Linked DNA regions of Mus musculus: all the other regions are linked to region 2. A link is a loop called in an ENCODE intact Hi-C map of the cell type or tissue named here. Cell type or tissue: heart. All regions are shown on one strand. Links, peaks and the distances in the headings refer to the core of each region. The heading gives the core; the rest is flanking DNA.

What was found. Hi-C counts contacts between places; a loop is a spot of excess contacts. Peaks named below come from ENCODE experiments on the same cell type or tissue, not always from the same donor. Only the 100,000 strongest peaks of a DNase experiment are listed, where the experiment ranks them.
Region 1: a loop joins it to region 2, with 8 times the contacts of the local background. A loop is called at or near these places in 15 of 42 quality-filtered maps.
Region 3: a loop joins it to region 2, with 9 times the contacts of the local background. A loop is called at or near these places in 39 of 42 quality-filtered maps.

What each region holds. Positions count from the first base shown.
Region 1 is chr9:57,653,604-57,664,511 of GRCm38, forward strand. It overlaps a transcript of Csk not described here. Among named protein-coding and RNA genes, the nearest start is that of Csk, 13 kb to the left of the region's middle. In heart, for the core only: CTCF peaks have their summits at 4,445 (motif pointing right), 5,545 (motif pointing right) and 6,339 (motif pointing right); a DNase peak (open chromatin) is centred at 6,358.
Region 2 is chr9:57,993,646-58,004,553 of GRCm38, forward strand. It overlaps a transcript of Cyp11a1 not described here. Among named protein-coding and RNA genes, the nearest start is that of Cyp11a1, 16 kb to the right of the region's middle. In heart, for the core only: a CTCF peak has its summit at 4,917 (motif pointing left); no DNase peak of the experiment used is centred there; H3K4me3 peaks cover 971 bases; H3K27ac peaks cover 419 bases; H3K27me3 peaks cover 4,001 bases.
Region 3 is chr9:57,854,480-57,865,387 of GRCm38, forward strand. No RefSeq gene overlaps it. Among named protein-coding and RNA genes, the nearest start is that of Arid3b, 23 kb to the left of the region's middle. In heart, for the core only: no CTCF peak of the experiment used is centred there; no DNase peak of the experiment used is centred there.

The sequences.
Region 1 (10,908 bases), core at 3,866-8,865, 340 kb before region 2:
ACGGTGGGGTGGAGCTGTAAAGGGCCCGTAAACCCCACAAGCGTAGGACTGTGGATATTTCCTGGGAGTGGGACTTGAGGCCTGGAGGGACCTTCACAGGCTCCAGCAGGCCTGGAAGGAAAAGCCTTTTGCCTTCGATCCTTAAGCCGCTTAGTGATTCCTCCGAGTGGCAGGGAACCAGCGAGGACAGGGACTGGTTCTTTTCCTTCTGACTCCATCGGCAGGTGGCACAAAGCCTCAAGTAGCACACACCTGAAAATTAGTGAGCAAACTCGCCTTGAGCTCTCTGGCTGTCATGCCCGCCATAGGTCTTAGGACCCCGGATCCAAGGAGGAGTTCCACGCCTGCCTGCCTTCTGTCCGACTTCCTGGAGCCCAGCCATAACTACCCTCTTGCCCTCCAGGAGCTTCCTCCCGGCATGGGGATAACTTGGCGGGAGTTGTTGGGGCTGGCGGTCCCCACTCAATTCTCTCTTTAGTCAAGGTCAGTTGTGGTTGGAGACCTGCCTCTCAAGCCCCCAGAAACTGTCCGCCCTGACCCCTAAGGCCATGTTTGCCTCCCCAAGCCTGTTGTCTGGCAGCCCTGAGTGCTGTGCTCGCAGAAGCTAGTAGTTTGTCACCTCTTACTCCGTAGCACCATTCTTCCATGGGGCCAGTTAGCAATGAGAGGCACCGTCAAAGAGAAGGCAAACTTGCTGATCAGGTGCAAGGACTGTTCTGTCCCCATCCTCCTGCACCCCCCCCCGGGGGGCCTTGGGGATGGGGGCTTCACTTGTGCCAGAGTGAAAGATTGAAGGGGAAACGGATGTCCCATGTCCCGTGACTGAAACACAGCCTGGAGCAGCTGGTCGGTTCCCTGTGCTGTTCGCTTCCAGACAGCTAGAGTGGGGATGCGAAAAGGAAGGGAAGCCGTGCCCCAGGACTTGGAGATTGTTCTCCCCAGCAGAAGGAGGAGACCAGGGCCCGCATCCTGTTCACACCACACGGGAGGCCTCTTCTTCCTAGCCGCCTGTCTCCTTTCCAGTGTGGCTCTGGCTGCTGCTGTTTCTTTTAGGAGCAGTGCATTTATTTAATTCTTGCTGATGTTGGAAGAGGTCGCTTTCTGTTGGTTGTGACTTAGATCCTGATCGCTAGCTACCCCAGGGCAGCCCGCTCCACGGACTGGGGCTATAGAAGATGAGGTGAGGTCTCGTCTCAGTGGCAGGTGCTACATTCTCTCTTTCTCTTTTTGTTCTTGGTACCCGGGATGGAGCCCAGGCTCCTCACACAGAACAAGCAAGTGCTCTATCCACCATTTAGCTACATCACGGGACATTTTTGAAAATTTAATTTATTGCTTGTGTGTGTACAGGCCTTTTCCCTGCGTGTCTGTCTGTCTGTCCACCACCTGCATGCCTAGTGCCCTTGGAGGCCAAAAGAGGGAACTTTTGGGTGGTTATGAGCTGCCAAGTGGGTACTTGGAATTGAACCCAGGTTCTGGAAGAGATAATGGTATCTTTAAAGCAACTAGTATCCTTAACCACTGAGCCATCTCTCAACCAGTATCCTTATCCACTGAGCCATCTCTCAAGCCCCTGTATTTTCAATGTGAAAGTATCTCACTAAGCATCCCAGGGTGGCTTTGGAGTCATTCTGTAGCCCAGGCAAGCCTTGAGCTCTTGGCTCTGCTTCAGACCCCAAGTAACTGGGTGTCATTAGGCTTTCCTTACATTTGTTGTTGTGCTGAGATGAGGGCTCTCTAGCCCTGCCTGTCCTGGAACTCTCTACTTAGATTAGGTTGCTTTTGAATTCATGGAGATCTACCGGCCTCTACTTCCCAAATGCTGGAATCAAAGGCATGTGCCACCTCATTCATCTCCTTCATAAATTATTATTAAAAAAATATATATATACATGCCTGTAGTCCAGCACTAAGGAGACAGAAGTAGGAAGAACAGGATTCAAAGTTATTATCAGCTACATATAGTAAGTAGGAGGCCAGCCTGGGCTACATAAGCCTGTCACAACAAGTGAACAAAACTAAAAGCAAGGCAAGTGATTATTATACCAGCACAATTAATGATAATATTATTAATGTTTTGACTCTGACTCTGATTCTGTAGCCCCAGACATCAGAGTTTGCTCTGGCTAGCAAATTTGTGGCAATCCTCCTGCCTCACCCTCTCAACTGATGGGATTACACTTCAAGGGGAGACGATAGAATTACGCCATTGTTACGCTGCCCTCACATTTCTCCTGATTTCTCTTAGAATTATGTTTGTCTCTGATAATGAGACAGCCACTAGTCTCATCAGATCCGAGAGGCAACAGCGCCCTCTGGTGTCCAAAGCTCAGACCCACAAAGGGAAGAACAAGAGAAGAGGCCCCAGGAAGGGCAAAGTCACATGACCCTGCCCCAAGGTGCCAGACCAAGCGCTGGGATAGTCTGTCAGACAGTGCTTGCCGTTCTGGGAAGCTAGGCAGTTAGGAGCCTGCAGAGACGCCGTCGCAGGTTAGACTAACATCAGGGCCTGTACTGGCCAGAGCCAGCCTGGACCGAGAAGAAGATAAAGTCCTTTCCATAAAGTTCTGAAGCACTAATCATCCTTCCACGGGATGGAGGGAACAAGCCTTTCCAGAAACCACGGCCAAGGACTCTGGGTGGCTTTAGAAGGGCATTTTGGAAGGGCGTTTCCATCTACAGGGGGTCCCCCTTCCTGAAGGGACACAGCCAGGTCAGCACATGGGTGTGCTGGGTGGCAGGACATCTTGGGTTCCTTTCCTTGGGCTGCTTCTGATCCTAAGGCAACTGCCATACTGGCTCCTGGCACCAGCACTGTTGGCAATCCCAGGATTTTTCTGAGTGAGGACAGGTGAGAAGGGCACTTTGTTGAGCACTTACTGCGTGCTAGATGGTTTTTGTTGTTGTTTTGGTTTTGATTTTTCCAGACAGGGTTTCTCTGTATAGCCCTGGCTGGCCTGGAACTCACTCTGCAGACCAGGCTGGCCTCGAACTCAGAAATTCGCCTGCCTCTGCCTCCCAAGAGCTGGGACTAAAGGCGTGCGCCACCACTGCCGGGGCGCTGCATGGTTTTTAAATTATCATTTGATCACGATCCTTCGTATAAAACGGGAGCATCTAGATTGTCTTTGGATGGTGAGGCTGATTGACAGAACTGTGCAAACCTGCGCTTTCTCCTGCCCCACAACAGGCCTCGGATGGTAGCTGTGGAAACCAGAGCCCCCACTAGCTGTTTTGGTTGGCAGAGAGGAGCCATGAGTAGGAGGAGATGGTTGCCTCCTGCCTGCCCACCCCACTCCCATTTATCATATGGTAGCCACTCGTGCTCCTAGCCTGTTGGAAATTGGGTAGGAGGTTCTGACTCCTGTCGTCTCAGGCCCTCAGATGAGAAACAGAGAAGGGTCCGGAAGGTGGGCAGGAAAGAGGCTTTAGAGTCCTCTCTGAGCTTGCTTTGGAAAATGTGGTTTGACCCGAGCCCTTTGAGAGGCAGCTCAGGGCACTGGTGCCAGACTGGGGCGTCGTACGCTGTCCGGCAGTTCTCTGCCAGCAGCAAGAGCTGCCAGCAAACCCAGGATCAGCTGTGGGTGTGAGAAACAAGCCAAGCAAATGCAAACACCAGGGCTGGAGATGAGTGACTGAGAGGGGTTTGTTGAGGACTCCACTTCAACTTCTAGCACTTGCAGCAGGGGACTCACAGGTGTCTGCAGCGCCAATTCCCGGGCCTCCCACACTTCTGGCCTCTATGGTGGGCACTGCACTTGGGTGGATATACCTGTGGATATGCTCACATACATGTAATTAAAAAGAGGGCAAATCTTGAAGAAAATGTAAAAAACGACCTCTTTCCTCAAGGGAAATATGAAAGAATTTATTTCAGCCTAGGAACGGAGACTTAGGCTCCCCCCAAACTCCATGGTCCATTGTGGCAGTAAGTTTTGTGAAGTTTTAAATATAGAACTAAGAAAGTCATAACACTTTTCACATCATGGGTGAGTTCATAAAGGTAGGCGGTTACAGCAAATTGGGGACATCTCGGCTATCAGCCTCAGATGCTGTCTGATGGCATTCTTAGTTTTCGGATTGGTGGAAGGTAGGGCACTGCTCACCATTCCAAAAGGACTTACCTAATAGTTATGTTAGGCCACACAAGGAGGTGGGCAGTAAATGACTATTCAAATGAAAGGCTCGAGAAAACAGAGATAAAGTGTACTTACACCCCGGGCCTACCACTCTCCAACCTTTTATTTCAAACCCTTACATCCTACTCAACCTGCTGTTGCAGGTGCAGCCTCTTTCCAAGGACTTGTTCACAGTGCCAACTCTGAAAACGACCGGAAGTGTCACTGCAACGTAAGCCCTTCCACTCTGCACCTCAGCCTACCTTCTTGGTGAGCTAAAGTAGAGCTTTTAAGGATGCAGTGGGCACAAACACCCAGAGGGACCAGCAGAGGGCAGGCACCCCCACAGGGAATTTGGCTGGCGTTCAAGTAGAATCAAGAGGTGGCTGGACTCCAGGTATCTCCAAGATTTTGGAATTTAATCCCCCTGTATATACTCTCTCTGAAAGAGTGTGTGTGTGGATGTGTGTATCTCCCCCCATTCTTGTCCCTGTGCCTCTGTACACCTGTAATCTTCATTTGTTTGCCTGCCATTCTAGGTAAGCATGTGTATGTGTATGCTAAGTCAAGAATGGGTGTGCATCAATGGCCGAAGTACCAAAAATGATGATGGAATCAGGTGCGGTGGTACACACCTATAATCTCAGCACTCCACAGGCTGATCCACTGGAGTGATCTTAGTTCAAGGTCAGCCCGAGTTACAAAATGAGATTGAGGTCAGCCTGTGCTATATATAGTATAGCCTTGTCTCAATAAAGCAACCAAGTGGGATGTGGTGGCACACACCTTTAATTCCAGCACTCCAGAGGCAGAGGCAGGAGAATGTTTGTGAATTTGTAGCCAGCATAGTCTACATATTGAGTTCTGGGACAGCTAGGACTACATAGAGAGAACCTGTCTCAGAGAGAGAAAGAAAGAAAGCATCCAAACTAACTAAACAAACAAAGACAGTGGGGGTGGGTGGGAAGATGGCTCAGTGGGTAAAACTGATTGCTGAGCAAGCCTTCAACACCCCATGGGGATCCCTGCACTTGTACAAGATGGGAGGTGGAGACAAGGGAGGGACTCTTTGAAGCTCATGGGCCACTAGCCTGGCTTGTGTGATACAGAGGAAATAAAGAGATCCTGTCTCAAACAAGGTGGAAGGCCAGGCCTGCTGCTCAGGGCTGTCCTTTGATCTCTACATAAGCACTGTGTGCACACAAAACAACCAAGGCCTCAGCCTTGGAGGTGCAAGAAGAAGCACTGTAGGAGGAGTGAGCGAAACAAGGGACAACGTGACAACTTCCTCTCTCTCTTCTCCCCCGCCCCTTCTTACTCTCGGTCTTTTTTTTTCTCTCTTTAAAAAATAATTATTTAATTTATTTTATGCATATAAGTATTTTGCTTGTATGTTTGTATACCATGTGTGTGCCTGGTACCTGTGGAAGCCAGAAGGGGGCACCAGACCTCCTGGAACTGGAGTTAACAGACAGTTGTGAGCTGCCATGTGGGTGCTTGAACCCATGTCTTCTGGAATAGCACCCTCTGCTCTTTCCCACTGAGCCATCTTTCCAGCTCCTTATTCTCATTCTTAGTTTTGTTCTTCTTCTTCTTTCTCCTTGGCTTTCTAACCCTTCTCCTCATTGACTTTGTCCCCCTTGGTTCTTGTGATAGCAATATGTCCAAGTTTCTCCTGGTTATTTGTGTTGGGGTTTAGAGTGGGAAGGGTTAGGAACAGGACTTGGGGGAGAGGAAGGTGCATCTTAAGACTTCCCAGTCAGCCAATCAGAAGGACTCCAAGAGCTGCGGTCCCCCAAGTTCCTGGGGCTGATGACGATTTGTGTCTTTCTAAGTTATATAGTTAGCTGGTTCTACTGTCTTAGAGTGAGAGTTTCATTATCTAGCCCAGGCTAGCCTGGAACTTGCTATATAACTCAGTCCAGTTCCTAGCTCACAATCCTCCTGACTCAGTCTCTAAATGGTTAAGATTTCAGGTGTGTGTCATCACACCTGGCTGTTTCAAGTTAGTCTGCAAAAACCAGATTGAAAAAAAAAAAATGGTGCAGGAAGGGGGGGGCACATGTTCTAGCCGCTCTTAGTAATCTCTCCAGAATTTTTGGTTTGGAAAGACTTGAGATTCACCTTGAAGTTGCATTTTTACACAAACCACTTTCCATTAGATTGCCTGGGGCTGAGGGATTGTGGGTAGAGGCCAAGCACTATGGGGAACTCAGTTTTCTCAATGACCACCAAGGGGCAGCACAGACCACACTCTCGGTGCTTCATCCTGAACAAAGAAGATAGATGCAGAGCCTGCCTGGCCTTAGAACTCAGGACCAGGCAGGAGGAGAGAGTAAAACCGGCAATTTAGTGGTGCCCATCTTTAATCCTAGCACTTGGGTGGCAGAGGCAGGCAGATCTTTATGAGTTCAAAGCCGGCCTGATGTGTATAGTTAGTTCCAGGTCAGCCAGAACCCAGAGCTACACAGTGAGTGAGACCTTAAAGGAAAACTAGCAGCTAAGAAACAGGAAGACTCCCCCCCGCCCCCCCCCCCCCCGCAGATCACAATCCTGATTCTATTTATTATAGACAGTGTCTCACTGTATAGTCCATGGCTGGTCTAAAACTCACGGATGGATGGTAATCACCACCATGCCCAGATGGTTCTTGGTTTTACTTGCAGTTGTGGGTGTTTGTTTGTTTGTTTGAGACAAGGTCTTGCTGTGTATAGCTCGGGCTATCCTGGAGCTCTCAATGAGTCTTGCCTACTTTATGCCCACTCTACTTCAGCCTTACCTTTTGAAATGTTATTTTTCATGTGTATGGGAGGTTAGCCTGCACGTACGACTGTCTGTTTGCTACATAACTACCATGTGTATACCTGATGCCCAAGGAGGGCAGCTCAAAGAGGGCGTTGGATCCTCTGGAACTGGAGTTTCAGATGCTTGTGACCTGCCCTGTGGGTGCTGGATGGAACCTGAGTGGTCTGGAAGAGCTCTTATCTCTGAGCTATCTTTGCAGCCCTTGCTTTGGCTTCCTGCAGGTGTAGATTACAAGTGTGTGCCACCGTGACCAGCCGGCTTGGTTTTTATTTCAAGTGTACACAAGGAGGGAGGGGAGGACAATTTCCTTTGAACATTGGGTCCCGCCAATGGGAAAAATGTTGACTTTGAAGACTACAGTTGCAGCTTGACACTTAGAGCCAGGTGCCCCCACCTTTTTTTTTCCTGGGGGCAGGGAGAACTGAGAGAGAACTGCCTAGCTCAGTGGGAGATTGTTTGCCTAGTGTGGGAGAGGCTCTGGATTCAACTCTTAGAACTGAAAAAGAAATCTATATCCTATATTCAGGAGCCAGAGGCAGGCTGATCTCTGTGAATTTGAGGCCAGGGTTCCAGGACATTCAGGGCTACATAACAGAGAGACCCTGTCTTAAAACAAACAATAAAAACATCCTATATTCCATAGACATCTTTAGCCTTTCCAGAAAAGAAATACACCCTTTCCCCCATCTTCTCTGTATACATTAGCATATAATTGTTTTTAAACAGATAATAGCAGCCTGGTCTACAGGGTGAGTTCCAGGACAGCCAGGGCTATACAGAGAAACCCTGTCTCGGAAACAAAACAAAACAAACCACAAAAAAACCCAAAACAAACAAACAAAAATAATAGGGCTGTAGCTCAGTTGGCAGAGTACTTACGTAGCAAAGTCCTAGGTTCAGTTGCCAGCACTGCACACACTGGCTGCACTGGTGCACACAGCACTGCACACACTGGCTGCACTGGTGCACACAGGCACCTGTAGCAATCAACGATACAGGTAGGAAGATGGGAAAGGCAAAGTCATACTAGGCTATTGTGATGTTTGAATAAAAATGGCCTCCATAGGCTGTTATGCTTGAATATTTAATCCCCACTTGGTGGAACTGTTTGGGTGGTGGACCCTATGGGAGGAGGTGTGTCCCTGGGAGTGTGCTTTGATGTTTCAAAAGACTCCCACCATTTCCAGTTGGCTCTCTGCCTGCATCTCACAGATCAAGATTGGAGCTGTCAGCTGCTATGGTGTCATGCCTGCTGCCGGCTCCTGCCACGGTGGTGACAGAACAGGAAACTCTAAATAAAACCTTGCTACTGTAACTTGCCTCGGTTGTAGGATCTTGTCACAGCAATAGTAAAGAAACCAAGACTGGATATATTGTGGTTCCAGGTCTCTCTTTTGAGACCTTTGTGAAAACAAAAACAAAACAAATAAATAAAACAAAACAATAACAACAAAAAATAGAAATAAGGCTGGGCGTGGTGGCACATGCCTTTAATCCCAGCACTCAGGAGGCAGAAGTAGGCAGATTTCTGAGTTTGAGGCCAGCCTGGTCTACAGAGTGAGTTCCAGGATAGCCAGGGCTATACAGAGAAACCCTGTCTCGAAAAACAAACAAACAAACAAAAAGAAATAAAATTAAAATATAAATGGAAAGCCAAACAAAGGGATACCTGACTCTGAGGCCCACACACAAACCAACCAACTCTACCTCAGCAGGTCTTTGAGATGGCTCAGTAGATGAAGGTGCTTGTAGCCAAGCCTGAGGGGAGAGTTCTATTCCTCATGGAACCCACATGGTAGAAGGAGAGAGAGAACAGACTTCTGCAAGTTGTCATCTGACTTCCACAGATGCACCACTGCACACATACACACAAATACAATAAGTGTGAAAAGCAGGAAAATAAAACCTCTGGGGCAGCCAAGGCAAGAGCATCACAAGTTCCATGCTAGTCTGGGATATTCAGTGAAACCTTACATAAAAATTCAAAATCAGGGCTGGTGAGATGGCTCAGCAGGTAAGAGCACCTGACTGCTCTTCCGAAGGTCCGGAGTTCAAATCCCAGCAACCACGTGGTGGCTCACAACCATCTGTAACAAGATCTGACGCCCTCTTCTGGAGTGTCTGAGGACAGCTACAGTGTACTTGCATATAATAAATAAATAAATCTTAAAAAAAAAAGAAACCACATATGTGACATATGTATGTGTGTGATATATTAAAAAAAAATTCAAAATCAGCTCAGCAGTGCTGGGGCACACCTTGAATTCTAGCACTCAAGAGGCAGAGGCAGGCTGACCTCTGAGTTCCAAGCTAGCCTGGTCTACAGAGCCAGTTCCAGGACAGCCACGGTTACACAGAGAAATCTTGTCTCAAAAAACAAACAAACAAACAAACAAATAAACAAACAAAACCCAAACCTTAAAAAAAACAACCACAGAAAAATCATAAATGGATTAGGCAGGGTGGTGAACATCTGTAACCAAGTGCCTGCAAGCCTTGGGGTCTGAGGCAGGAGGATTGAGAGTTCCAGGTTAGCCTGGGGTACATGGTAAGATTCTGGTCTCAAGAAACGAACAGGCTGGAGAGATAGCTTGGCTGGTTTATTGAACACACATCCCAAGACTGATTGATCAGGGATGCAGTCTAGACTCCAGAGCTAAACTGCAACCCTGAGCCAAAATGCCATAGAGCTTTTTAAAATTTTTATTTATTTATTTATTTATTTATTATATGTGTGTACACTGTAGCTGTCTTCAGACACTCCAGAAGAGGGCATCAGATTTTTGTTATGGATGGTTGTGAGCCACCATGTGGTTGCTGGGATTTGAACTCAGGACCTTTGGAAGAGCAGTCAGTGCTCTTAACCGCTGAGCCATCTCACCGGCCCCCGCCATAGAGCTTTTAAGCCTGAAATCTATAAAAATCTGTGGCAAGCTATTCCACCAATCAGGATTTAGGGATAGGGGACTTCCAACTGGTTGGGGTATTCAGCTGTGGCAGGGGACTTGCCTTACTTAACAGTTATGTCTTAAATTGCCAACCAGATGTTAGTTGCCCACGTACATGATTCTTTCAGCCAAGTAGGATGACAGTTCCCAGGGAGGTCTGGGGAACTTAAAACTTTATTCAACCCCTACTCAAAATGGAAGTCTTATTCCTAATGGCTTCTTATATTGGTGTAGGCGTCTCTCTTATGTTGGGGCCTATCCCAGGGGCAGCTGATAGGTACAGGCAGTGCTTCCAGGCAGTTGGATCAGGTCCAAGCTTGTTTGAGTAACTATACAAAGCAGTTCTATCTGACCTCTATTGTGATTGGTTTCTAAGAACACCAAAGCATAGAACTTAACAGAATATGCAGTCAACTCGGGCGTGGAAACGTTTCCTGGTAATAGCACATGAAAAAGTTTCCTTGTGACCGCACTAACAGCATAAAATGGTAGGCTAGACAGGCACTAGTTACACAGAGGACCAGGGTTTGATTCCCACCACCCACAAAGTGGTTCACAACCATCTGTAACTCTATTTCCTAGAGACCCACTGCCCTCTTCTGGTCTCTAAAGGCACTGAGCACCGGTGGAACACAGACATGCATAGAGGCAAAACACCATAACACATAAAATTAAATAAAAAATATGACAAACAACAAAAAAGAAAGTTGTGAATGTTAACAAGGCCATGTATGTTGGTCTGGAAAAATCTTCATGTCAAGGTACTGTTTTATACAGGTCTGTCATATTTTTAGTCATTTTAACTATTACTGGTTTCAGTGGAATACTGAGCCATCCTGAATAACACAGAAAGAATTTCCAAACATAAATAGTTGTCGTTACTATTGTTCAGTTTCAGGGTTTGTAAGAGAAGACTTATTAATTTTTATTTTGGGTGTATGAGTATTTTGCCTCTATGTTCGTACACCATATCTATGCAGTACCTGCAGAGGTCAGCAAAAGGGGATTGGATTCCCTGGAATTGGACTTAGAGAGGG
Region 2 (10,908 bases), core at 2,825-7,824:
GAGCAGTAATAGCAGAACCAGGGTGGAACCCAGATGTCCTCTCAGCCAGAGAGAGAGAGAGAGAGAGAGAGAGAGAGCCTCACAACTTTGATTTCTGTTCTATGCCATGATCCCTCTTCTCTTGCCAACACCCCCCCACACACACACACACACACAAGTTTGGCATATTCCTTGTCCCCTCTCTGGAGGACTTCGAGTCTTGCTTCAGCTCCGTAGCATGACTTCCTCCGGAAGCCTTCTCTGTCTCCTGACTGACCACCCTAGCTTGAGTGGGCTGTCTTTCTCAGTTTCCTGCAGGGGGCTGTGCCAACTTGTGTGAACCTGAGAGCTGAGAATTGTTTTCAGGAATTTTGTGAGGGTTGTTAAACACAGCTACTGTTAATAATTAAGTTACATAAACTTATAATTAGGTATATTTATACACACTGGAAACATCGTCTTCTAACTTGCTACACTTTTCAATTATCTGAACTCATAGGTTATTTGTGCCTATTGTAGCTGGTGGTGGAGACTCACTGATAGTGGTGTGAACCTGCTTAGTGTTTAGTGGTGTTACACGGGGGTGGGGTGGGGGGCAGTGCTTCTTGAATGGGGAGAGAGGAATATTTAAAACAGTGCAGTCCTGTTCTCCTCCCCCAACCTCACCCCAGCCCCCAGCCCAGAGAGAAGGTTGTTGAAGTCTCCAGCTTCCACAGGCTCACCTTTGACCTTTGGTCTCCGAGTAGGCCTGGCATCTAGCAGGGGCTTAAAAAATTGGAATAGAGAAGGGAGAAAGTGGGTATTGTCTCTGGAGACCGTTACCTATTTTCAACAGTGGCCCTCAGGGTTGGCTCTGGGTCCTGCTTTACCCTGGGGTGCTCAAGGGAACAGAGGCAAGTACCATGGAAAGTCTATGGATTAGTAGGTCCTGGGATGGTGGGAAAGCTGCTTAGCAAGGCAAGGGCAGCCGGGCACCAGATAGCCAGGCAGGTGTGGGTGGTTTTGGCAGGACTCACAGGCAGCTGGGTCCTGCCTCTTCCTGCCCCAAACTGTCTTGGCACCTCCTTGTTACCAGGCCACAGCAGGAAAATGGGTGGAAAGGCTTTGAAGCTGGGCTAGTTTTTAACTGGCATCTAGCAGGGGAAAAGCCGGCTGACCATGCACAGGACTGGCTAAGGCTGAGCAGCTCCACAGTGGGAAGGTATACCTGGGTACCCAGGCACAAAACTCCCAGGGGCCCTTCAACCCAGGGTGAGTTCAGGACTCCCTGGAGGCAAGAGGGGCAGCTTGTTCTCCAGGCAGGTTCCTTTTGTAAACTTTGAGACTAGCACACAACATGGGCACAGTAGTGGTTCAGTAAACGTCAGTCCAACCAGGAAAATAAGGAGCTAAACTCAGATTGGGACTCAGGCTTGAGACCATTGCCACATTTGCCCTGACTTCACTTGGGGCCTTAAGATTTTTAGGGGGTTTTGAGACAGGTTCTTCACTGTGTAGACCAGGCTGGCCTTGAAATCACAGAGCTCTGGATGCCTCTGCTTCCTGAATTAAAGGCCTGTGTCCCCATACTTAGCTGTCACTTAGAGTTTTTGAGGGAACACAGGTAGGATCTATGGAGGCACTGTGTGTTCCTCCTCAGACCCAGCAACGCTGTATCTCCCCGTCCTTCTCTCCCTGTCCCAGTCTGCAATTGCATCTTCCTCGTGGGAACCTGGGAGAAGAGAGTGACTTCATGTCATATAGATGACCTAGATTTGGTTGACCTAAAGTAACCTCCTGAAACAATTGAACTGCCACTGCCACTACCACTGTTTTTTATGAAGCCCCTCAGGTGGTAGGAACTCACTCAGGGCCTTCTCTCTCCCATTTTCTGCTGCCCTCTAGTGAGACTCAGCAGTATCACCTCGAGAGAACACTGAACTTGTCTGCAGAGGCAGGTCTTCAGATTTCAGTGGAAACCCGCCATTTAAAATAGGTTGATTTTTGCATAGACTAAGAATCCTGTTCTCTTCCACCCAAATAGAATTCCTCTATGGGTAGCCATTTGTTTGTGTGGTGGTTTTTGTTTATTGTTTTTGTATTTTTGTTTTTGTAGCTGTAGTTAAAATGTAGCAAAACTGCAACAAAGAGAGATCTTTTTCTTCTTGACATTGACAATTGACTATTGATAAGTTAGACACTAACCTAACCTAACCTAAGACACTCCTGCTGGCATCCTTACCCATCACTTAAGATCCTCCAACTTGGGGACAACCTGTCAGTTTTCGCAAATTCTTATTCTTTGCCCTACAATAATAAGACTGTGACCTTGTGTTTTGGCTCCTGCCCTGGCATTTTGCTAAGTGCCGTAGTAGCATCTTTGACACAGGGCACAGAACAGAATTCCTTCTTCCAGTTCTGGAAAGCTGGGAAGTGACAGGGGAGCGTGGACACGGAGGAGCACAAGGAGCTGAGTGCCCTGACACCGAAAGCGGTCCTCTCCGGCCAGCCCTCGGGTCCTAAGCACTGTTATTATTGTCATTATTTTGAGACTGGGTCTCAGCTCCCTAATTACCTCTTACAGGCTTCATCTTCCATTACGGTTGCATTAGGGATTAAGTTTCCAACACAGGATTTTTTTTTTTTTTTGGTGATGGTTAATCTTTTTAAAAAATGTTATTAGCACATGTTAATTATACATAATGATGGGTTCTTTGTGACACTTCACATATGTACATATTGCCATCAGAGTCATTCCCATCGTACTCTCTTCTTCCCTTCCCTCTCCCTCTAATCCTCGTTCTCTTCCTAGTGTGTGTGTTCCTTCCAATGAGTTTCATTAGGGTTGCTTACAGGAACGTCGATACCTTACCAGAGACTATAGCATTGAAGAAAATGCCTCTCCCCTTCCCATCAATTCTTAACCTTGAATAAATCTTTAGGAGGGATGGTATCCCATAAGCACCTGCCCCATGATGGGGTGTCATGGGCCAGAGCTTGTTCAGTTGATGACATGCAATGTTGGATGCCTGGAAGTCATCACTTCACTCTTCCTCCCGCTCCGAACCCTTCTTCCAGATCTTGTTTTCTGTCTCTCCTTCAGCAATGTTCCTGGTTGATGTAGATGTTCCATGTACTACTGAACATTCAGGTACCCTGGCCAGTTATGCATATTTCTCTGAGCAAAGCTGATAGCAGCGTTATTCTGTAGGCACAAACGCAGTGTTTAGAAGGCAAATTTGACAGACACATCATGTCCACTTAGCCAAACAACAACTATGACATCTCCACATCTCCACTAGGACCTTCTCAGCCACAGGCTTCTGATTTGGTTTACAGTACCAGTTGTGGATGCACAGGGCAGCAAACATGCTATTATTATTGCACAGTGGACTCATCTTGCCTGGCTGGTCAGGACTGTCCCACTTAGGGGCCATAGCTAAGTAACATTAGTGATGACAATTCTCCCTCAGCAGCCTGGGTAACTCCTTCTGGCACAGGGAAGGCTAGTCAGCAGGAAGGAAGCTTCCAGTCCAGTTCTGGCTTAATTTCTATATCCCCTCAGGTAAAGGGGCAAGGCCTTCAGGGGTATGATCATCCACAGCACAGATTTTCCTCTGGTGCCTGGCTCAGAACCTGTACATGCCAGGCGCTCAGTGAGTAACTATGGATTAGTAATGAACTCACTACAGCCAGATGAGAAAGAAAGGACCATCACAAAAGATGAGGGACCGTCTACTGGCTGCCCGGCCTGCAAAACTGTCCCTGAAGAAAAGCTGCTTTAAGGGAGAGATGAGGGAGCCGGGCGTGGTGGCGCACGCCTTTAATCCCAGCACTAGGGAGGCAGAGGCAGGTGGATTTCTGAGTTCGAGGCCAGCCTGGTCTACAAATGAGTTCCAGGACAGCCAGGGCTATACAGAGAAACCCTGTCTCGAAAAACAACAACAACAACAAAAGGGGGGCGGGGAGATGAGGGTAGAGGAAGGTATGGCTAAATTGGAAGAAGGCTGGACATCTCCTTTGTTCCTCTGGCGGGAAGCCAGCAAGAGCTAGGGGAGGAGCCGCCCAGTACTTGACTTTATCACACCGCCGCCCCCACACTAGGGAACCGGAGTTCTGTTTTGGGAGAGGTAAGGTACAGAAGCATGCACACTTTGCCTGAAGGAGCATGGAGCTTGACTCTTCTAGTACACCCGGGGCCATGTGCTCGTGTGCCTGAGGACAACATGGCTAATGGCCACCCTAGATGCCAGCGAAGGAACCCATCACACCTGCACCAGGTTTCTACAGCTTCCTCACACAGTCCTTTCAAATCCCACACCTCTCAGCCTATTCAGGCCCCAGCCCCTCATCCTCAGCTAACCCTCCCTCGTCAGTACCCCAGCAACCCCTACATCCAATGAGGGAGCAGCTGAGCCCCGAGCTCCGCCCCCTTCCACCTGTCTCTGTGGTCTGTATAGAGCACCGCTCAGCAGCAATTGCTCTGCAAAGCCGAATACTAACCTAGCCCGCCTCGGGCAGTGCTGAAGGCGACAGCCCCCGGAGAGCTTGTGCAAATATATACTTTGAAGTCTGGCGGGTACCCCCCAACTTCCGGTTACAGGATCGCCCTTTCTGGAGGTGACACTTCTTCATGCGTGCTCTCTCTATGCGCAGGAGCTGAGAGCCACTGACCCCAGCACTCCTGAACCCTCTCTCATGGCCTCAGACATCTGGTAAGTGGGGGGTTTGCGACTGCTAGGGTCAGCATTGAGTCCATTTAGCTTTTTAAAAAGTGCGCTCGGGGACAGAGATTTTTGTCCCATGCCCTTTTCTGGTCCTTGAAAAGATCTCGGAAGAAGCCTTAGTCCTTAGTTCCCTTAGTCCTCTGCCTCCCGAACCGACCGACCTCTTTTAGACCTCAGCTTCAGAGCTTCGGGGCCCAATGTTATGGTGGACATTGGCTCCACCTAGTGGTAAGAAATTAAATTTCAGCAGATCGTGGTAAGGTGAATGAGGCAGGTAATGGCTACCTGGATACTTAGAAGACAGGAGTCTTTTTTTTTTTTTTTTTTTTTCCTGACTCAGTCCTTGCTACAGGCATGGCTGAAGGTTGACTCAGCTCCATTCTTCCATCTGTATCTTAAGAGTAGCTGGCTGCTTGCCTCTGTGTCCAGTATCTGCCTTTCAAAGCCCCCTTCAGAGCGCTGTCCTTAAACCACTCAGAAGCCTCTCCCGTCAGCTCACACCAATGCCACCCACTTGGAAAGTAGAACCTGAAGTCCCAGAAAAGGTGCCAGCAACTTCCCCCTGTTCACCATGGAAACCAGGACATGTGGCTCTCTCCTATCCACTCTTCTCAGGAGGATAGAAATGGCCTTGCCAGTCCTGAGAGTCACTTCTTTTTGGTTCTGTGCCCTTGGTAGATTAAGTCACTGGTTGCAGTAAAGAGGGACCCTGTCAGGGGAGGGAGAGATGGCCTATTAGTGAAGAGTGCTTGTTGGTCTTCCAGGGGACGAGTGTTGACTCCAGCACCCACATGGGTGACTCACAGTTGTTTGTAATTAAGTTTAAGGGGATCCAATGGCCTCTTCTGGTGTCCTTGGCCACCCCTTCATTTATGGCAAGCACACACACAACACATTTTTTAAAAAGTATTACTCTGTCATAGGAAGTGACATGATATTGCTTCTGGGTCTCTGTTTTGACTTGCCAAATCCTCTGCCACCACAGTTCTAGGTGTGTGTGTGTGTGTGTGTGTGTGTGTGTAGGGGTGTGGTGTGTGTGGGGGGCACTCACAGGGCTCTGAGTCTGCTCACTGTGGAGCTCACTACTGGGCATTCTCAGTGAGCATGATAGTTGGGGGAAAATGTTTGGACCTAAAATGAGAACCCTGCCCTGTGAAAAGCAATAAATTCTTCATAAAACATCAAATGGTAACATTTTATTAACCTCGTTACTTTCTAAGTTTAGTATCCATAAAAGCTTCATTGCATTTGGAAGAATGTGTGGGCTGGGTTTCTCTCTCTTTGAGAAGTCTCAATTACAAAACTGCTCCTTCTAGCTGTGTGGTTTCAAAAGAAAAAATATAGCTATTCTTTAAAAAACAACAACAACCAACTGTGGAGCAAATTTTCGTCTTTTATCTCACACCTTGATGGGGAGGGAAGTGGTCTAGAGCCCCAGTGCCCAGGCTTACAGGGGTGCTGGGCACCAGTGTCTGGGGTGGAAAGGGGAGGGAGAGCTGTTGTGAGGGACACAGGGTGGTGCTGGCAGGGACCCAGAGGTACAGGCAGAGTGTCCTCTCTGCACCCTGGCGGCAGTGGGCTGTGATGGCTATTCACCTCTTCAGCTGGAGAGCAAAGAGGTGCTGTACAGGGCAGGTGAATGGAGACCAGGGCTTAGGCTGTAGGTCAATCCTTGGAAAATTCAGGTGGGGAAGTTCTCATAGGCTGCAGTGGGTGAGGCCCTACTAGGGTTGGTCTTCAGAAAGGCCGCTTTCAGGGTTCCTAGCTAGGAATGTGCTCCGGTGTGTGCTTTGGGTGAATATCAGGAATAAAGAACTCAGCTGGTGTTGGGCGGCAGTGAGGACCATCCCGCTACTGTCACAGGCAGATTGTGTGTGTGGAGGGGCAGGGAGGGAGGGAGGGAGGGAGGGACAGAGAGAGAGAGAGAGAGAGAGAGAGAGAGAGAGAGAGAGAGAGAGAGAGAGAGAGACTGGTCAACCTTTGCCTGCAGCTGTCTTGGGGACTTGGTACATGTCAAAGGATTGTTACCCCTTACTCTGTGGACTTTTTCACCATGTGCCTTCATCCCATCCTTTAGCTTTAGCTTCCACAGTGCCTCTGTCACACACTTGTTCTCAACTCCAACAGAAGTTGCGTCCCTCAAAGAGTCTCATTGTTACTGTGTAATGAATTGCCATCTCCTGACTTCCTTGGATCAGTGATTCAGAAATTTGAGTCTGTGCTTCCCAAACTGCCATTCCTGAGACCTCAAGTAAACTCCTTTGACTTTCACGGTCTCAGTCATCTCTCCTCCATCAACCCCCAAAGCCTCACCTATCCAAAAGTTTCTGACAACTGTATTCGGTTCCCTTTCATTTCAGTTTTTCTGGACAGAGTAGATCAAAATCCATCAAAAAAAATGTCCAAAGGCTGGAGAAATAGCTCAGTGTAGAGAACTTTCTTAGCATGAGCAGGGTCCCAGGTTTGGTCCCTACCAGAGCAAAAAAAGAGAGGGAAAGGCTTACGGTACTCATGGGAGCCCCAGGTACTTACGGGACTAAGGCAGGATTGCACGAGCTAGGAGTTTGAGCCCATCCTTGGTGATCTGCACCCCATGTCAGAAGACAGAGAAGAAGCAGAAACAAGCAGAAAAAATGGAGAAGCAGAAGAGTGAGGCTCCTGGCTTTTCTTTTAGGACAGGGACCAGTCAGTTGTCACAAGCCCCTGCCTGGGCAGGAAGGCAGTGCTTCATTCCTTTCTCAGGAAATGCTCTCTACCCTCCAGGGGCCACAGGACAGTCTGTCTTAGTTTGCTTCCTACTGACGTGATGAACACCATGACCAAAAGCAACTTGGGGAAGAACGCATTTATTATACTGTTTTAGTTAAGGTTTCTATTCCTGCACCAACATCATGACCAAGAAGCAAGTTGGGGAGGAAAGGGTTTATTCAGCTTACACTTTCCACATTGCTGTTCATCACCAAAGGAAGTCAAGACTGGAACTTAAGAAGGTCAGGAAGCAGGAGCTGATGCAGGGCCATGGAAGGATGTTCCTTACTGGCTTGCTTCCCCTGGCTTGCTTAGCTTGCTTTCTTATGGAACCCAAGACTACCAGCCCGGAGATGGCACCAACCCACAATGGGCCCTCCCCCCTTGATCACTAATTGAGAAAATACCCCACAGCTGGATCTCATGAAGGCATTTCCCAACTGAAGCTCCTTTCTCTGTGATAACTTCAGCCTGTGTCAAGTTGACACACAAAACCAACCAGTACATATACTTACAGGTTAGAGTCCGTCATGGAGTGAAGTCAGGGATGGAGCTCAAGGCAAGAACCTGGAGGCAGGACCTGAGGAGGCCTTGGAGGAAGGCTGTTTATGGGCTTGCTCCCCAAGACTGGCTCATCGTGCTTTTTATTCAAATTAGAACCACCTGCCCAGGGGTGGCACTGCCCATGGTGGACTGGGTCCTCCTTTAGCAATCATTAATCAAGAAAATGTCACCATAGACATATCCGCAAGTCAACGTGATGGAGGAAATTCCTTAATTGACCTTCCCTATTCCCAAGTGACTCAGTGTGTGCCAAACTGGCAGGAGCTAATAGGCACACCTTCCCAAGGTGAAGCAAAAGGAAGAGAACAAGCAGAGGAGAGAGACGGAAGTAGCTAGATAGAGAGATTGGATATAGATAGACAGACAGGGAAGCAAAAGGGACTGAGTGTGACCGGCTGGGGAGATGGCTCATCGGGTAAGCAAGCATAGGGACCCGAGTTCAAATCCCCAGCACCTACGTAAAAAGGAACAAGGCAGGCATGGTGGTATACATCTATAACCCAAGTGTGGAGGGGTGAAAACCTGCAGCGGCTTGGTGGCCAATCCAAAACAGCCAGTTGCAGGTTCATTGAGAGAGCCTGCCTCAAAACAAACAAACCAAACTGGAGATGCATTTGAAGAATACATCTGGATGTTAGCCTCTGCTCTCCACATGTGCCTGCATAGGTAGACATACCTGCATACACGTGTATATAAACATACTACACACACACACACACACACACACACAGAGAGAGAGAGAGAGAGAGAGAGAGAGAGAGAGAGAGAGAGAGAGAGAGACTGAGTGGTAATAATGATATAAAGGGTTAAGTAGTCACACCCTGATTAGTAAAGCCATGCATCTCCAAGGCTGGTTTCTTGTCAAACATCTATGGGGGGTGTTGCAGGGTGGGGTGGGGAGGGGAGCTGATGTGTGACTTAGTGAAAAAAAATGCCTGGAGCTGGACCCATGAAAGCAAACACATTTGCCCCCTAAGATTTATTTTATCTTTAATTATGTGTGTTGTATGAGTGGGTTGTGTCCGTGAGTGCAGGTGCTCAGGAAGGCCAGAAGAAGGCACTGGATCCCCTGGAGCTGGAGTTGTGAGCTGCTGGGCATGGGTGCTGGGCACAGAACTCTGGCTCTCTGTAAGAGCAGGCTGCACTCTTAACCACTGAGGCCCCTTTCCAGTCCTGGGACACACAGCTTTCACCGTGGTGTCCAAACATTAACCCCAAACCACAGTGGACAGCCTTTAGCTCAGTGAGGTTACTTGTGCGATGTTGAGAATTTGAGGCCTTCCCAAACACTCTATTGTCCTGGTAAGTGTTCGTCACAACCTTGACAGGCAGGTTGTGATTATTTCCATTTTTTGGAGATGAAAGCCTTCATTCTCACTTGGCTCCAAGTGAGTTCCCCAAGTCCACACAATTACTCAGTGGTCGAACTAAGACTTGAACCCAAGTCCATCTGGTCCCAATGCCCCCTATGTGATTATGTCTGCAGTCTGCTCGGCACTTTTATACATTGGAAGGACACCCTTTTCTTTTCCTTATAGTGTTCCCAAGGCTCCATCAGCCACAGGGTTCTGTCTGGCCCTGACTGCAGGGTCTGTGCTTGCCTGCAATAGTCAGGTGCCAGAATCCTGTCCACTGTGATTGGACAAAAACTGGCCAATCAGTTCTTCAGGGAGATCATGGACAAGAGAGAGGGTGGCCCTTCTCTGTCTTTGCTGCAGGAGTTTCCAGGACCTTGGGGTCAGGTAAATCCCTGGCCTTCTTCCTGGCTGTGCACAGTTGACTGCAGGAGACAGCAGCCAACACAAAAGAAAGAATGGGAGGTGGGGGGCCAGCGACTTCCTCTGGCATGCTAGCTCCTGACCTTGAACTTTTCAAATTCATTTTATGTATATGGTATTTTTGTTTTAACCAGTTTCAGCTGGATTTCTGCCAAGTGCCCCACAAAGAATTCTGACACAAATCTATGATTTAAAAGAGTTATAAAACAGGAGCTCCACCCCGGCAGAAAGGGGAAGGCAGGCACTGGGAGTAGTGAAAGGAGCCTAGGTAGAGTTGAGCCAGGGGTGCAGCTAGGTCTCTGCGAGCCACGGGATAAGAATGAGAGTCCTGATAGTGACAAATGGGGCTCCATATAGATTCCCCCACCCCCCACCCCGCGCTTCTATCTCTGGCTTCATTTTCTCCATCAGCTTCCTACCCAAGAGCAAGAGCTTAAGAAATTTCTGAAAGGGGTGCCAGCGATGGAGCTCAGTTGGGAGAGTGCTTGCCTAGCATGCATACAGCCCTGAGTTCCATCCCCAGCGCTGAATAAACCAGTCAGTCCTGACCCTCGGGTGGTAGCAGAGAGGATCAGGAGTTGAAGGTCATCCTTGGGTGCACAAGTTCAAAACTAGTCTGGGATGGAGGCCCTGCCACAAAACCAAAGCCAACGTTCTGGAAGGACCCATGACTGACCCAGCCATGCCTTTTCACATGCAATTACAGTAGTCCCCTCTTGGGAGGAGAGTAACGTGGGCCTCACTTTTGTGATATTGGAGTCTCTCTATAGAAGTGGCGCCTCACAAGAGAGAAGGACCAACAGAATGTCTACCACAGAAATGAAAAGGTTACCTACTCAGCCGCTGGGATACTTGCTGGGGACCCCTGGCTTCCAGATAGGTTTCTGTCCCCATATGTTCTGGAGTGCTAGAATGGTAGCCCAAACGCTGGACTGTCCGATCATCAGCTTAATTCTGGTGAATCGGCATGAGGTCAAGCACGTGCTCTTTGCTTCCAGCCTTTCCTAACTTACTGAAGCCCAGCAGTCTACCTGGCGCACCAGCACCAGGTAGACTCTTAGAGTCACCACTCTTTCTTGGCTCTGCGTAGCTAGGTGGTGTCACGTGGTTAAGTTGTGGCCAATGAGATGCCT
Region 3 (10,908 bases), core at 2,132-7,131, 140 kb before region 2:
TCCAAGTGCTAGAAGGATGGTGTCTGTGCTTCTACAACTTCCTCCCTTCACCCACTGCAAAGTGAGGGAATCTCTGTGTGGAATGTCAACATTAATTATGGCATCATCAATAACTGACTCTCCTGGCCCAAAAATTGTAGGATCTGCTTTGATGTATTCTAGTCCTAATAGCTTAATTACAAAGTTCAAATAAATAGCCACAAAGTTTAAGGACTCGCTTTTTATTAAAAATAGACAGCAAGCCAGGCATAATGGTGCACGCTGGAAGGTGGAAGCAGGAGGTTCAGGACTTCAAGGTAAACCTCACTAAACAGATGTACAAGACCAGACAGGGTACATGAAACTCTGGAGAGAGAGAGAGAGAGAGAGAGAGAGAGAGAGAGAGAGAGAGAGAATAAAAAAGCCAACATAGACTTGACAAAATGGCTATGCAGGTAAAAATATCACCAATCCTAAAGACCTGAGTTCTGAGATTGACCCCTGGACAGAGAGAACCAACTCCTGCAAGTTGTCCTCTTACTTCCATACGTACAAGTGCACACAGGCGCGCGCGCGCGCGCGCGCACACACACACACACACACACACACACACACACACACACACACACACACATATTGTAAATGTTAGGAGCAGAAGAGATGGCTTGTTGGTTAAGAGCACTTGATATGGAATTATTAGAACCAGAGTTTGTGCTGTATCCTAGCAACCTATATCACAAACTAAGCATCCCACAAGCATCTATAACCAAAGTCAGTACACTTGTATTGACATGGGAAAGTATTAGGGATTCAATGTGAAAAGAAACCAGTGGGCCATTGCTGCCAAGTCTGAAGACATGATGATCCCTGGGGGCAGCATGATGGAAAGAAAATTGGCTCAAGCTGTCCTCTGAGCTCCACACTGTGTCAAAGCATGTACACACATACACAAGTAAAAATAATACGAATTTTTTTCTTTCTTTCTTTTTTTATTATATGTAAGTACACTGTAGCTGTCTTCAGACACACCAGAAGAGGGAGTCATATCTCGTTACAGATGGTTGTGAGCCACCATGTGGTTGCTAGGATTTGAACTCAGGACCTTCCGAAGAGCAGACAGTGCTCTTAACCACTGAGCCATCTCACCAGCCCACGAATTTTTAATAAAAGAAGGAAACTAGCTAGAAGTATGTGAAATAAATCATTTTGAAAGGAAAAAACATTTCACGCTGATTTAGTCTTTTGGAAAACAATTTTTTTATCTTAAAAATAAAGACAGTTATGATACATGTCCTATTTTTAAACTAAAGGTACATGTTGCTTTCTTTGGTAATTGAGAAAATTATATATTTAGGGGGAAAACCTGTACACACTCACGAAGCAAAAGTTACCATGTGCTGCTGAGCACTGGGTTGTTGCTTAGCTCGCCAGTGATCTTCAGGATCGCCTCAGGAAAGTTAACGCTTGAACCTTCATTGAGTTGCTTGAGTTCATTGAGTTGCTTGAAGTTTGGAGCAAAGGTCCCCGTTCTAGGCTGGAAGCTGAGGTTTGCATCCTGGGGTGTTTCACTGTGATTCATGTGAGCCCACTGCTCTATCGTCTTCCTATCAGTGTAAATATCTGCCTTGTAGTCACTCAAGTATCTTTCTCCAAGGTACACTTTGCAAGAGTGGATGCTGAACAATAATAGGGGCAGATCTTAGCTTTATACCTTGGCTACAAACTAAAAGAAAGTGTAAGTGAGTGGGCTGAGCTGGATAGTGCTGGCATGAAGCTGGCCAGGTCTTTGCATGTGCAGGGTTCCAGTGGAAAGAATGTGAACACAGGACAGTAGCAAGAGATTAGTAACAACCTAAATGTCTATCCACAGGAAACTGGTAAATAAGGTGTGGTACTTAAGCTACATACAAAGCAAAAACAGGGACTAAGGGTACAGCTCAATGGGTATATATATCCTTGGCATAAGTGTAGCTCTAGATTTGTTCTCCAATTCAAAAAGCAAGAAAATAAATAAATAAAACAAATGTAGCCCAATTGGTAGAATGTTTACCCGGGATGCACAAGGCCCTGGGTTGATTCCCTATAACACTTTACAAAAAATGCCAAGTGGGCCAAGTGTATTCCAGATATGTGCCACCATTCCTGGGACACACATATGATCTCAGTACTTGAGAGGCAGAGACAGGTGAATCACTGTGAGTTTGAGGCCAGCCGGTCTAAAAAAAGAAACAAAACACTCTCTCTGAAAACAAAACAAACATGCTGATGTGGTGACAGACCTGTGACCCAATTACTGGGAGTATCAACAGGTGGGTCAGAAGTCAGTCATCAGCACTGGCTTCACAGGAAGTTCAAGACCAGCCTCATCTCTATCCCACAAAACAACAACTAAAATAAAAATTTAGTATTGGTAATTATCAATAATAATTACTTATAAGCATATACACACAGATGTACATAATTATATTGGGGAAGTATGACTCAGGGTATGTATGAGTTAATGTTTCTTTTTATTTTAATTTTTATTTATTTATAATTTTTAAAAGATTTATTTATTTTATGTATATAAGAACACTGTTGGCCAGGTGTGGTGGAGCACACCTTTAATCCCAGCACTCGGGAGGCAGAGGCAGGCAGATTTTTGAGTTCGAGGCCAGCCTGGTCTACAAAGTGAGTTCCAGGACAGCCAGGGCTATACAGAGAAACCCTGTCTCGAAAAACCAAAAACCAAAAACCAAAAAAACAAACAAACAAACAAACAAACAAAAAACCACTGTCGCTGTCTTCAGACACACCAGAAGAGGGCATCAGATCCCATTACAGATGGTTGTGAGCCATCATGTGGTTTATTGGGAATAGAACTCAGGTTAAAAACTTTGAAAAGACAAGCAAAACAAAACAAAACCAAAAAAAACTTGGAGGAGGTGCTGGAGAGATGGCTTAGTGTTTAAGAGCACTGGAGGCACCCACATGACAGCTCACAACTGTCCATAACTCCAGTTCCAGGTGATCTGACACCCTCACACAGACACACATGTAGGCAAAACACCAATGCATATTAAATGAAAGAAAGAAAGAAAAAAGCAAAAACAAAAACAAGAAAAATTAACCCTTACAGTTTCAGCTTCCACTCCTGTTCTTGCTGGTTTTGTGTGTCAACTTGACACAGGCTGGAGTTGTCACAGTGAAAGGAGCTTCAGTTGAAGAAATGCCTGCATGAGATGCGACTGTGAGGCATTTTCTCAATTAGTGATCAAGGGGGGAGGTCCCTTGTGGGTGGTGCCATCCCTGGGCTGGTAGTTTTGGGTTCTATAAGAGAGCAAGCTGAGCAAGCCAGAGGAAGCAAGCCAGTAAGGAACATCCCTCCATGGCCTCTGCATCAGCTCCTGCTCCCTGACCTGTTTGAGTTCCAGTCCTGACTTCATTTGGTGATGAACAGCAACATGGAAGTGTAAGCTGAATAAACCCTTTTCTCCCCAACTTGCTTCTTGGTCATGATGTTTGTGCAGGAATAGAAACCCTGACTAAGACAACTCCGCTCATCTTGAGACCTGCCATATCTTCGTCAAAAAGTGCACACATCACGTCTTTATAATGGAGAAGACTCAGCTACATTGAGACCTCATAGAAAGACCTCTTGTGCCTAATGGGAAGAGTGGCTTTGATAGGTGGTAAGAGCTCTCTGCTACAGCTAGCCTGTCCCTCAAAAATACTCACTCTTCTTTAAGGGGGATGCAGAAAATCCCATTAAAAGATGGACTAAAGGCCGGATTGCAGCTATTTTCTTATGACTGCCAATAAACCCACCCACCATGCAGTGATGGAGCAAGGCCAAGAAAATAGCAGTAAAAACCACCTATCTAAAGAAAGGTAAACAAGAGACAGCCACAGCCGTGCTCCCTCAGGTACGTGTGGACTACGGGTAGAGAGTTACTACTAGACATATTACCAAGCCACTGCTCCTGACCACGGAGGGAGTTCCTAGATCAGAGTCCGTTCTTGAAGGAGAATTCTCTTGTCCTTGTTGTCTCTGATTCTCCGGCAGAGTCTTCCTAGCCATGGACTTTCCTGCTCTTCTCATGAAGCACATGGCTTTGGCTACCTTGTCACCTGAGGGTGGCTTTTATCTGTGCATTCAGGTGTGGTTATAGTTGCTTTTATTTAATTCCTTCAGGAGTTGACCTATTTGTTTCAAAACTGTTCCTTGTGCTGGAAATAATGCCAAAAGTTGTTGTTGTTTTAAAGATACAAAAATACCAGCACTCAATGATCTCTCTCTCTCTCTCTCTCTCTCTCCCTCCCTCCCTCCCCAAAGCACTTCTGTATTCATGGCACCTCCTCTGAAGCTGTACAGAAGAACATCAGGCTTAGCTATTCTTTTTTTTTTTTAAGATTTATTTATTTATTATATGTAAGTACACTGTAGCTGTCTGTCTTCAGACACACCAGAAGAGAGCCTCAGATTCCATTACAGATGGTTGTGAGCCACCATGTGGTTGCTGGAAATTGAACTCAGGACCTCTGGAAGAGCAGTCAGCGCTCTTAACCCACCGAGCCATCGCTCTATCCCCAGGCTTAGCTTTTCTTTCAACTGTGCTTTAGTTGTTCTTTGCAATACTGCAGACTTCCGCAGATTGGTTGCCATATTTTAGCAGACCTTTGTCTCCCAAAACCCTTTCAACTTGCTATAACTTTAATTATTTCAAATCCTATTTTTAATGATGTTTCTTAAGTGCTTTAACCTCCCTCGTAGCCCACCACCCACCAGAGGTGGTGGGAAAGAAAGGATACGGTCAAAGTGGACCTGTTTAGGAAGCTTCTTTGGAGCAACTCCCTTCTGTGTTGTCTGGATACTGGCAGTTCAGTTCACAGGTTGGCAGCAGCAGCTCAATCTACTCACAAACACTTCACGGATACACCAGCAGTCCAGTTTGGTAGAGTCGGGTTAGCAACAGTGGTGACATGACCTAGGAGAACCAGCCAGGCCTCAGCCTTGGCTCGAGTCAGCAGGAGGGACCAACAGGAAAACCAGAAGTTCTCAGCTGTGCCTTTCTTAGAGAAGCGAAAATCAGGGAAGATGCAAGACCCACCGGTGTTTGTTTTACAGACAGCTGTACCTGCAAGCCAAGCTCTGTTTCCATTACTCTGTGGACTCCTATTTGTACCCTCAAAACATCATGTGTCCTCCTCATGATGCCTCAGCACGGGTGTTGCCTCAGCATGGGCATCCAATCAGCCTGAGTCTGTGGAAGGGGCAACAAACCGCAGCACACCACCAGAAGGTTTTTGGTGCGTTTCTCTCTACGGAGTCCTGTCAAATGCAGCTCAACTAAGCAATGTAAGGTGGACCAATGCATGCATGTTGCTAACTAAGAATCTTTCATCACGTGTCCTTTCACGTGCTTGCGTTAGCAGAACATCAAAACCTTCCTTCACAAGTCTGCCTCAGCCTTTCACACCTGTGTCCACTTTAAGGAAACACCGCTTCCCATGTTTGCCCCAGCAAAACACCATCCAACCAACTTTCAAAAAACCCTTAAGTTTCCACCTCAACTTGCTGTTGGGTTTCTTTAGCCACTCCATCCCTACAGAGCCCATCTTTGGACCCTGTTAATTCTGCTTCATTTCACTTTGGAGCTTGCCTGAGTTTCTGTCTCAAGACTTCTCATTAAACACAGCACAGAGCAGTAATCAATACAACTCACATTGTGATGAATGAGCCATAACTTCAGAGCACCACGGGAAAAACATTGTTGTGTTGCTATTGTTAGACGCCACATTAGTGAGTTTCTTTTAAACTCTTTAAGCTTATTCATACGTTTGGTGAGTGTGTGTGTGTGGTGTGTGTGTGTCTGTGTGTGTACGTGTGCACATGCCAGCATGTGTATACCATGCTTGTGTAGGCATTTATTCCATAGTGGGCATGTGAAGGTCAGACAACAGTTGTGAGGAGTCATTTTTCTTCCACCTTTACATAGGTCTAGAGATTGAATTCAAACAGTTGGACTTTTGAGGCAAGTAGCTCTACCCATTAAGCCACCTGCTCACCAAATGAGTAAGTTTCATGATAGCTTGGAAACCACAGTCACTAAGAGACCCACACTTTAAAAAAAAAAGTTTTACCAGATCATACTAACAAGGTGTTTTTCCTGAAGGCTTTTAAACCATGACTTCTTTTAAACCCTGAATGATAAGTCAGGAAGAGGCTCAAGAATTCCATCACATATGAATAAGTCAGTAAGATGCTTTCAAAGACAGCCTCCAGGTAACACTGCCTGAAGCACCTTTGCTCCACTTAGATAGGACTCGTGAATAGGATGAGCCCCTTCTGGTGCTGGAGATCCCAGGTCCTTCTATGCCCAAGGGTGAGGGGTGTAGACAGACAGAACCAGACAGTTTACAAGCCTGAGAGCTAGGGAGCTATCAGGTTTTTGGAGCTAGACTGGTAATTCCTGATGCTCAAGTTGGAACTGCTAGAAGCACTGGCATTTGATTGCTGTGATCCTTGGCTTCCAGGGGCATCGAGCCGTGGAAGCAGTGTGCACCTAGCAGCCTCAGGTGATACCTGTTGGCACGACAGCTCTTGAGCAGGTCTCAGAAGCTCTACAACCGTGGTTCTCAACCTTCCTAATGCTGTGACCTTTTAATATAGTTCTCATGCTGTGGTGACTTGCCAACCACCAAACTATTTTGTTCTTATTTCATAACTATAATTTTGCTATTGTTATGGATCATAATGTATGATCTGTATTTTTATGGATCATAATGTATGATCTATATTTTCTGATGATCTTAGTTATTGTTTTTTTTTTAAACTCTTTTTATTTATTTGTTTGTTTGTTTATTTGTTTATTTATTTATTATATGTAAGTACACTTTAGCTGTCTTCAGACACTCCAGAAGAGGGCGCCAGATCTCGTTATAGATGGTTCTGAGCCACCATGTGGTTGCTGGGATTTGAACTCTGGACCTTCAGAAGAGCAGTCGGGTGCTCTTACCCACTAAGCCATCTCACCAGCCCAGATCTTAGTTATTGTTATGGATCATAATGTATGATCTGTATTGTTATGGATCATAATGTATGATCTGTATTTTCTGATGATTTTAGGCTACCTACTGTGAAAGGGTTGTTTGATCCCTCAAAGAGGTCCTGACCCACAGTGACATGGCCTTCAATTTTGGCTGGCTAGAATTACAGGTCTTGGGACTAGAGTGTCAGGAATCTTAGTCCTGGATAGTGACGAGTGTTAGATCTCTCAGTTCTAGGGCGTCTCTTTGCCCTTAAAGCACAGTAGTTCCCTAGACCAACTCCAGCAACCCAAACCTATGGCTTCTCTTCCTTGGTTTTCATATATCTTTCTGTCTCTCCACTTTTTCTTGTACTCTTTCTGCTTCCAGCACCTCTGTTCCCTGTTGTTTGCCAGTTCTTGTTGTTACTGAGGCAGCTGCCAGCACTGCCATCCTGCTGCTTCTGTGTTTCTGTGGTCCTTGGGTTAACTACATAGGAGAGTCGGCTCTCCTAATGATGCGCAAAAGTTGGTGAGAAAAAACTATTCTGATGTTGTAACACCAGAGGGCAGCACAGGAGGGTGTTTCCCAGCTGAAGAACTAACTGAGCCACACAGCCTACATACGAACTCACATGGAGAGTGTGGCAAGGGCGTGTGCACCCAGCACAGAAGACTCATACACAAATGAAGGGTGACATTTGCATCTATCCTGGCACAGTCCTCCAAGCAAATGAAGAACTGTGTTTGCATAAGCTTCAGATCTGAGGAAGTGCTTCCCTTCTGGCTTAGGTGAAAATGGCTGCGGGGTTGCTTAGAATTCGCCAAGCCTTGCCTGCCTTGGCATTCTGCTTTCCAAGGCTGTCTGGAGCAGTTCCCAGCAGAGTCTTTCAGTTGTCATTATAACGATCCTCTGCAGCTGGCAAAATAACCCCAGAGAAATTGTAAAGTGTCCAGACTCACCAGGCTGCCAATAAAGGGCGGCACGGCTGACAGCTCCCCATTCAAGGGTACCAGGCATAAAGGAAGGGGCCTGTCAAATGCCTGCTTTTGACAGTTTTAGCCATTCACAGAAAGCATTAAAAGGGCGTTTACAGTAAAGACTTAACAAAAGCTCAGAAACTAATGATTCTAATAGCTCACAGTAGTTGATGGTATTTAACAATGCTTAAAAGTGCTTAACTCCTGCCCCAGTGCTCAAGGGAGAGGTGAGTACCTCTAATGTGTCTCAGTAGCACTAGCAAACTTTAAATGGAGTCTACAGTGTTTCTCCAGGAGAACTGGTGTAACTGGCAAAGAACTTTCCAAGCAGAAGATGGAGCCATTCATGCTCATTTGTGAACAAGGTAACACCAGAAACCATCCAAGAGAGAAGCATAGATCAGACCTTATCTTAAGAGAGACCCTTGGAAGCTTCTGTAAGGAAAACAACACTGTCAACAGAACAAATCAGCATCCAACAGATTGGGTAAAGATCTTTACCAATCCTATATCTGATAGGGGGCTAATATCCAATATATACAAAGAACTCAAGAAGATAGACCCCAGAGAATCAAATAACCCTATTAAAAATGGGGTACAGAGCTAAACAAAGAATTCTCAACTGAGGAATCTCGAATGGCAGAGAAGCACCTAAAGAAATGTTCAACATCCTTAGTCATCAGGGAAATGCAAATCAAAACAATCCTGAGATTCCATCTCACACTAGTCAGAATGGCTAAGATAAAAAACTCAGGTTATAGCAGATGCTGGCGAGGATGTAGAGAAAGAGGAACACTCCTCCATTGCTGGTGGGATTGCAAAATGGTACCACCACTCGGGAAATCAGTTTGGCGGTTCCTCAAAAAATTGAACATAGTACTACCCGAGGACCTAGCAATACCACTCCCGGGCATATATCCAGAAGATGCTCCAACATGTAATAAGGACACCTGTTCCACTATGTTCATAGAAGCCTTATTAATAAGAGCCAGAAGCTGGAAAGAACTCAGATGTTCCTCAACAGAGGAATGGATACAGAAAATGTGGTACATTTACACAATGGAGTACTACTCAGCTATTAAAAGGAATGAATTTATGAAATTCTTAGGCAATAGATGGAGCTGGAGGATATCACCCTGAGTGAGGTAAAAGAGCACAAATGATATGCATCCACTGATAAGTGGATATTGCCCAGAAGCTCAGCGTACCCAAGATACAATTCACAAGCCACATGAAACTCAAGAAGAAGGAAGATCAAAGTGTGGATACTTTGATCCTTCTTAGAAGGGGGAACAAAATACCCATGGAAGGGGTTACAGAGACAAAGTGTGGAGCAGAGACTGAAGGAAAGGCCATCCAGAGACTGCCCCACTTGGGTATCCATCCTACATACAGTTACAAACCCAGACATGATTGTGGATGCCAACAAGTGCTTCCTGACAGGAGGCTGATATAGCTGTCTCCTGAGGCTCTGCCAGTGCCTGACAAATACAGATGTGGATGCTTGCAGCCTACGATTGGACTGAGCACAGGGTCCCCAAAGGAGGAGCTAGAAAAAGGACCCAAGGAGCTGAGGGGTTTGCAGCCCCATTGGAGGAACAACAATATGACCTAACCAGTACATCCCAGAGATTCCCAGGGACTAAACCACCAACCAAAGAGCACACATGGAGGGACTCATGGCTCCAGCTGCATATGCAGCAGAGGATGGCCTAGTCGGTCATCAAAGGGAGGAGAGGCCCTTGGTCCTGTGAAGACTCTATGCCTCAGTGTAGGGGAATGCCAGGGCCAGGAAGCAGGAGTGGGTGGGTTGGTGAGCAGGGGAAGGGGGAGGAGATAGGGAGTTTTCGGAGGGGAACCAGGAAAGGGGATTACATTTAAAATGTAAATGAAAAAAAATCTAATAAAAAAGAAAAAGAAAAAAAACTAAAAAACAAAACAAAACAAAAACAAGAACAACAGCAAAAAGATAGACCCTTGGAACACCTCCAAGAGAGTCATACAGTGACTTCCCTGTGTGAGTAATGGAGACTGTGATGACCATTCTTGGTTGTCATTTTCACTACATCTGGAATTAACTAAAAATCCCAAGCAGCTGGGAACATCTGTACAGAAATTCCTTCCTGGACTGAAGATCTGCTGAGACATCCAGTCTCATGGATTCCACAACTGTTGGATTCTTGAACTTTTTGTGGGGAGACAGCTATTGTTGGGCTAGCTGGACCATACCCTGTAAGCCAGTCTCTAATCAATTTCCCTCTCCCCCTCCCCTCCCCCTCCCTTCCCCTCCCCGTCCCTCCCTCTCTCTCTCTTTCTCTCTCCCTCTCTCTCTCTCTCTCACACACACACACACACACACACACACACACACACTCACACACACACTCAGTTCTCCTCTAGCAAACCCTCGCTAATGCAGATATGCACTGGTAATAGTGTGATAGTACATTTCTTTTCTCAATGAATTGAAGCAATGGTGAAATAATCACAGTGCTGTACCTCATATCCCCGTGGTGGTTATTCCAATGCACTTGTCTATGAGAGAGGAGCACATTTTGCGAGGACAACAGCTTTTGGAATATGTACAGTACAGCCTTTAATGTAGAGGTTTCAGTTCTTACCCCTCTCAGCCATCAGGAAAAATCAAAACCAGCCCCAAAAAGGATATTAAAAATTAAGTGAGCTGCTGGGTGGTGGTGATACATGCCTCTAAATCAATCCCAGTACTCTGGAGGCAGAGGTAGATAAGTTTCTATGAGTTCGAGACGAGCATGGTCTACAGAGTGAGTGAGTTCCATGACAGTCAAGACTACATAGAGAAACCCTGTCTTGAAAAAAATTTTTTAAATGAACTAAATTATGAGACACACGTGACTTCCCGTGCATCACTTAACATTTGGTATGACTCTGAGAGATGAATATTTATGTTTTTAAATCATCA